Regions from separate parts of the Homo sapiens genome. Here region 1 is linked to region 2. A link is a loop called in an ENCODE intact Hi-C map of the cell type or tissue named here. Cell type or tissue: adrenal gland. All regions are shown on one strand. Links, peaks and the distances in the headings refer to the core of each region. The heading gives the core; the rest is flanking DNA. Region 1 overlaps GDPD3 (glycerophosphodiester phosphodiesterase domain containing 3). Region 2 overlaps ZNF771 (zinc finger protein 771).

Region 1 (2,904 bases), core at 113-2,612, 300 kb after region 2:
GAAGCCACTAAATGCAGAATGGGAAGAGATGCATGGTGGCACCCCATCATGTAGTATTTCCATCTTGCAGCCTCAACAGACTTAATCACTTCAAGAACACAGTAATAGGAAACTGATTAGCAAGAGATATGCTTTGAATATTTATTACTGGATTTTTGTTTGTTTTGGGTTTTGTTTTTTGTTTTGTTTTGTTTTTTGAGACAGAGTCTTGCTCTGTTGCCCAGGCTAGAGTGCAATGGCGTGATCTCAGCTCACTGCAACCTCCACCTCCTGGGTTCAAGCGATTCTCCTGCCTCAGCCTTCTGAGTAGCTGGGATTACAGTCGCCCGCCACCACGCCCAGCTAATTTTTCTGTTTTTAGTAGAGATGGGATTTCACCATGTTGGCCAGGCTGGTCTCGAACTCCTGACCTTAGTTGATCTGCCTGCCTCGGCCTCCCAAAGTGCTGGGATTACAGGCGTGAGCCACTACGCCTGGCCACTTGTTGTTTTAATAATTTATTTAGGGCCGGGCGCGGTGGCTCACACCTGTAATCCCAGCACTTTGGGAGGCCGAGGCGGGTGGATCACGAGGTTAGGAGATCGAGACCATCCTGGCTAACATGGTGAAACCCCATCTCTACTAAAAACAGAAAAATTAGCTGGGCGTGGTGGCGGACATCTGTAGTCCCAGCTACTCAGGAGGCTGAGACAGGAGAATGGTGTGAACCCGGGAGGCAGAGCTTGCAGTGAGCCGAGTTCATGCCACTGTACTCCAGCCCGGGTGACAAACCAAGACTCCATCTCAAAAAATAAATAAATAAATAAATAAATAATTTAATTGTCAGTATATATAATTTTTTTTTTTTTTTTGAGACGAGGTCTTGTTGTATCGCCCAGGCTGGAGTACAGTGGTGCAACCATAGCTCACTGCAGCCTTAGAGTCCTGGGCTCAAGCAATTCTTTCACCTCAGTCTTCCAAGTAGCTGGGAGCACAGGCGCATACCACCACACCGGGCTAATTAATTTTTACAAAGTTTTTTGTAGAGATGAGGTCTCACTCGATCTTAAACACCTGGCCTCAACTCCTGCCTCGGCGTCCCAAAGTGTTGATATTACAGGCGTGAGCCACTGCACCCAGGCTATGATTTAATTTTTAATAATGGCTGGGTTTAATAACCACTTTGCAAAATTCCTGAGAATTTAACAATCAGCTCCAGCCTACTGCTGCTGGGGAGTCTCCATAGAGGAGGAGGTGGGTCCCCACTCTCCAGATGTAAAATTGTTCAGAATCTACAGGCCCCCTCCCTCCCTGCTCAGGTGGTCTTTTGGTGCCTTAATGAAGAGTCGGATTTTGAAGCAGCCTTCAGCGTGGGAGCCACTGGCGTCATAACGGATTATCCCACAGCCCTGCGGCACTACCTGGACAACCATGGACCAGCTGCCCGGACCTCCTAAGTCCAGAAGCCTCGAGGTCTCCTGTTTCTCTTCCTGAAAAATAAATATTTGCCTTTCGATCACATCGTTGTGCTGAGGGTGAGGAGTAGAGGGGTGGGTCCTGAAGATATGAAGATGGCAGCTTAGGAGGGAACAGGCCAGCCCTGAGGCTGGAGCCTGGGGCCCTCAGGAGCCTGACCCACTGGTTCCACTGCATTCCTGTCCTCCTGCCACACCCCACCCCAGCCTGGCCTCCACTCTCCTCAGCAATGTCCTCTCACGGCCAACCCAGGCATCCTGGCCCCCAGCCACTTGACAGCAACAGGTAATGGTTCCATTTTCCTGAGGCCATCAACAGCCCAGGCACCGGGCAGGGAACTTGATCTCTTCCATGTCTTGCCCTGTGAGCTTCCTTCTCGGGCTGCAGAGGATGGGCCTGGGTGGGACAGCTGAGTTCACCCAGCCCCTCTGCTGCCCCCGCCATTCCAACCTTCTCCTCCCAGGTCTCCTTCTCCAGAAGCTCCCAGAATGCTTCTGCCATCTTCAGCCCCAGGGCCATATTCACTGAAGGAACTACACATTCACATTTCACAGATACTTCCTGAGCGCCTCCTCTAGACCAGGCTGGGCCCACTGCAGTGAGCAACACAAGCCAAAGAACTGCAGACACGTGTTGAAACAGACATTCCCTGAGATCAGACCTAACCCAGCCTGGAGCACAGGGGTGTTGGAAACAAGTGCTCAGTGTAGTCAAGAAAAACCAGCACTGAGACAGATTTCCCAGCAAGGCATCTTTACTTCAGAACGGTGCTACTTGCGCAGCTTGTAATCGCAAGAGCACCCCAAACAAAGGAGAGAAGGGCTTTTTAACCCTAACGCAGTTCCTGTTTCTGTGTCCTTTCCCCATTGACTGGGGATGGACTGCACAATCTGAGCTGATCCCGACTGGCTAAGGTTTAAACTTTCCCAAACAGGGTAGACTGGCGAAAAAGAAGAAAAACGGGGAGAAGTTTATGACCAGGAAGTTGAGTCTTTGAAGAGCTTAGCTGTCCCAACAATTTCCTCTCTTCTATTTGATACTTCTTCCTCTGCAAAAAATTTTAACAGGATTTGGCTTCGTTGTTCTTCTTGATTATCCAGGAGCAAGAGCTTGTCCAAGTATGGAGGGAGAGAAGAGAGGAAGGCTTTAGTGAGGGCTGTTTCTATGAGCCTTTGAGTTAACCCACGAATACAAGGTATGATGCGGCAGCCCACAAGGATAAGTACACTTGTTACAATTGCAAGAGAGGTAAAGATTGAAGCCAGGAGTCCTTTCCATTTTCCAAACCACTTTTCCATGAGACCCATAAAAGGGTTATCTAGTCCAGAATTTTCGGCTAATTCATTTGCCAGGGTGGTAAGGCCTTGTAAAGCTTTTGTGATGGTCCCGTCGGCGGCTGTATTATTAGGGATAAAAGTACAACATTGGACTCAGATCATGACACAGACT
Region 2 (2,904 bases), core at 318-2,817:
GGCATGAGCCACCACGCCTGGCCTGTTTTTGTTTTTTGAGACAGGGTCTCTCTCTGTTGCCCAGGCTGGAGTACAGTGGTGCAGTCATGGCTCACTGCAGCCTTGAACTCCTGGGATCATTCAGCCTCCAGAGTAGCTAGGACTACAGGCATGCCACCATGCCCAGCTAATTAAACTTTTTTTTTTTTTTTTTTTTTTTTTTTGTAGAGATGAGGTCTCCCTATGTTGCCCAGGGAGGAATCGAACTCCTGGGCTCAAGTGATCCTCCCACCTTGGCTTTCCAAAGTGCTAGGATTACAGGTGTGAGCCACCACGCCTGGCTCTTCCCATGATTTAAGGCTTCTTATGGTGCCACAGAACCTAACACAGTACGTCCTGCCCTAGCTTGCAAGGCCCCTCTGTCCCCCAACTGCCTTTCCAGTCTCATTTCCTCTGAGTCTTTGTTTTTGCTGTTTCCTCCTCCTGGAATGCCCTTCCTCCTCCTCCATGTGCCAAACCCCTGCAAAGCCTTCAAGGCCCAAGTCAAAAATCATCTCCTCTGGGAAGCCTTCCCCACTGCCTTGAGTCGTTTGTCTTCAATCCTCTGTGCCCCCACATTCACTTCCCTGATCAACCCCAGTTCTCATGGTTCAGCCCAGGCCTTTGATAAAAATGAGTTGAGCCAGGCGTGGTGGCTCACGCCTGTAATCCCAACACTTTGGGAGGCCGAGGCGGGCGGATCATGAGGTCAGGAGTTCGAGACCAGCCTGACCAATATGGTGAAACCCCACCTCTACTAAAAATACAAAAATTAGCTGGGCATGGTAGTGCGCACCTATAATCCCAGCTACTCAGGAGACTGAGGCAGGAGAATGGCATGAACCCGGTAGGTGGAGGTGCGGTGAACCAAGATTGCGCCACTGCACTCCAGCCTGGGCGACATAGTGAGACTCCGTCTCAAAAAAAAAAAAAAAAGTTGAAAAATCTCAAGAAGGATGACCTTGCCCAAGGTCCTGAGCTTTGGGGAGAAGAATAAATGTAACAGCAACTATTTCCGTGTTTATTTTGTGCCAGACACAGTTCTAACTCTGTGCATGTGTTGACTCATTCATTCCTCACAACTCCAAGATGTAGGTGCTGTTATAATTTCCCTTTTACAAATGAGGAAACTGAGGCGTGGAGCGGTTAGGAAACTTGGCCAAGGTCACACAGCGGGTAAATGATGGAGCTGGAAGTCCACCCTAAGCTCTGGAGCCTGTGTTTGTAACTTAGAGGCCAAAGGTGGAGATCAGGCAATCGCAGGGCCAGAAGAGGCAGGCAGAGCTGGATAATGGGCGAAGGGGGCCCGCAACAAACACAACCAGATAGTTATTAGACTATCCAGAGGCCTAAGGAGCTAGTCCCCTCCCCCAGCACCCAGCAGGCCCACTAGGGGGCAGCAGAGCATTCTTTCCCTGGGAACTGGCTCCTGGGCAGGAAGAATCAGAGTCCCGGCCCCTGCAAGCTGGGTCCCTGGGGCCAAAGCCCTCTGCTGGTACTCAGGGCTGCTCAGGCTGGGGGCAGACAGAATCCTCTGGGGTTCTGAGAAGCGGAAACGTATCTGGTGGCAGTTAGGGTCTCCAGGGGGTGAAATTTAACTCATATTCTGATCTCAAAACCTTCAAATACCCTCAGAATAAAAGCCAGACTCCCTGTGTGGCCTGCCAACCACCCCCACTCATCCACACTACAGCATGACCGAACCACCCACCCTCACTGCTGCAGTGCACTACTCACTCGTCTGAGCCTCTATAAGGGCCATTTCTGGCTGGATACGGTGGCTCACACCTATAATCCCAGCACTTTGGGAGGCTGAGGTGGGAGGATCACCTGAACTCAGGAGTTTGAGACCAGTCTGGCCAACATGGCAAAACCCCAACTCTACTGAAAATACAAAAAATTAGCCGGGCGTGGTGGTGCATGCCTGTAATCCCAGCTTCTTGGGAGGCTGAGGTAGGAGAACCACTTGAACCCGGGAGGTGGAGGCTGCAGTGAGCCGAGATCACGCCACTGCACTCCAGCCTGGGCAACAGAGCGAAACTCTGTCTCAAAACAAAACAAAAAAAAATTAGCCAGGTGTAGTGGTGCATGCCTGTAGTCCCAGCTACTTGGGAGGCTGAGGTGGGAGGATCACCTGAGCCCAGGGAAGTCAAGGCTGCAGTGAGCTGTACTGCACTACAGCTTGGGTGACTGAATGAGACCCTGTCTCAAACAATAACAACAGTAATAATAAAAGAGCCATTTCCTCTGACTGGGTCCATCACCCCACTTCTGACCCCAGACTCCTACTAGTCTCACATAAGCCATCCTTTTACTTTGAGACCTGTGGCCAGTTACCAAACTGCCCTGGGCCTCAGTCTCCTCATCTGTAAAATGGAATAAATGCTACCGACATCATAGAATCGAGGTGCTTAGAACAGTGCCTGGCACATAGAAAATGCTAGGCAAGGGTTAGCTATTGTTACTGTTGCTGTTGAACTAACCTGACCTTTCCCCAACCTCTAAATCTGAGTTAAGTTCCCACTTCTAGGCTTCATCATCCCCCTGTACCTGCAGCCATCACACGGGATTCTAACTGTGTGGTTACCCTTCAGTCTAACATCAAGCTCCATGGGGGATCCAAGGACGGAGTTTAATCTCCTGCACCCAGCAGGAAGCCTGGGACAGTAGGCGTGACTTTTGTATGATGGAAGCCCAGGCAGTAGGGCAGAAGGATGGGCCAATCCTGAGGTTTTAGATCCGAGATTCTGGGAAAAGTAGGGGCAAGATCCCTGGCTTCTATCTGAGGGAGGCTGGGCCTGGACCAGGTTTGGGGACAGTGTGCCCCAGGGTGTGTGTGACACATACCTCCTTGTTGTCCATGGGGATCTTGAGTTTCACCACCTC

Evidence for each region. Hi-C counts contacts between places; a loop is a spot of excess contacts. Peaks named below come from ENCODE experiments on the same cell type or tissue, not always from the same donor. Only the 100,000 strongest peaks of a DNase experiment are listed, where the experiment ranks them.
Region 1: it touches region 2 in a loop (2.9-fold over the local background); 44 of 110 quality-filtered maps call a loop at or near these places.

What each region holds. Positions count from the first base shown.
Region 1 is chr16:30,103,404-30,106,307 of GRCh38, reverse strand. GDPD3 (glycerophosphodiester phosphodiesterase domain containing 3) reads left to right here. Exons shown (of 10, transcript NM_024307.3): 10 at 1,299-1,498. The coding sequence ends at 1,436. YPEL3-DT (YPEL3 divergent transcript) reads right to left here. Exons shown (of 2, transcript NR_135192.1): 2 at 852-2,851. Among named protein-coding and RNA genes, the nearest start is that of YPEL3-DT, 8.4 kb to the right of the region's middle. In adrenal gland, for the core only: no CTCF peak of the experiment used is centred there; no DNase peak of the experiment used is centred there.
Region 2 is chr16:30,408,156-30,411,059 of GRCh38, reverse strand. ZNF771 (zinc finger protein 771) reads right to left here. Exons shown (of 3, transcript NM_001142305.2): 2 at 2,866-2,904. Among named protein-coding and RNA genes, the nearest start is that of ZNF771, 2.0 kb to the right of the region's middle. RefSeq lists a silencer at 1,395-1,484. In adrenal gland, for the core only: CTCF peaks have their summits at 1,206 and 1,408 (motif pointing right); a DNase peak (open chromatin) is centred at 1,419; H3K4me3 peaks cover 338 bases; H3K27ac peaks cover 1,026 bases.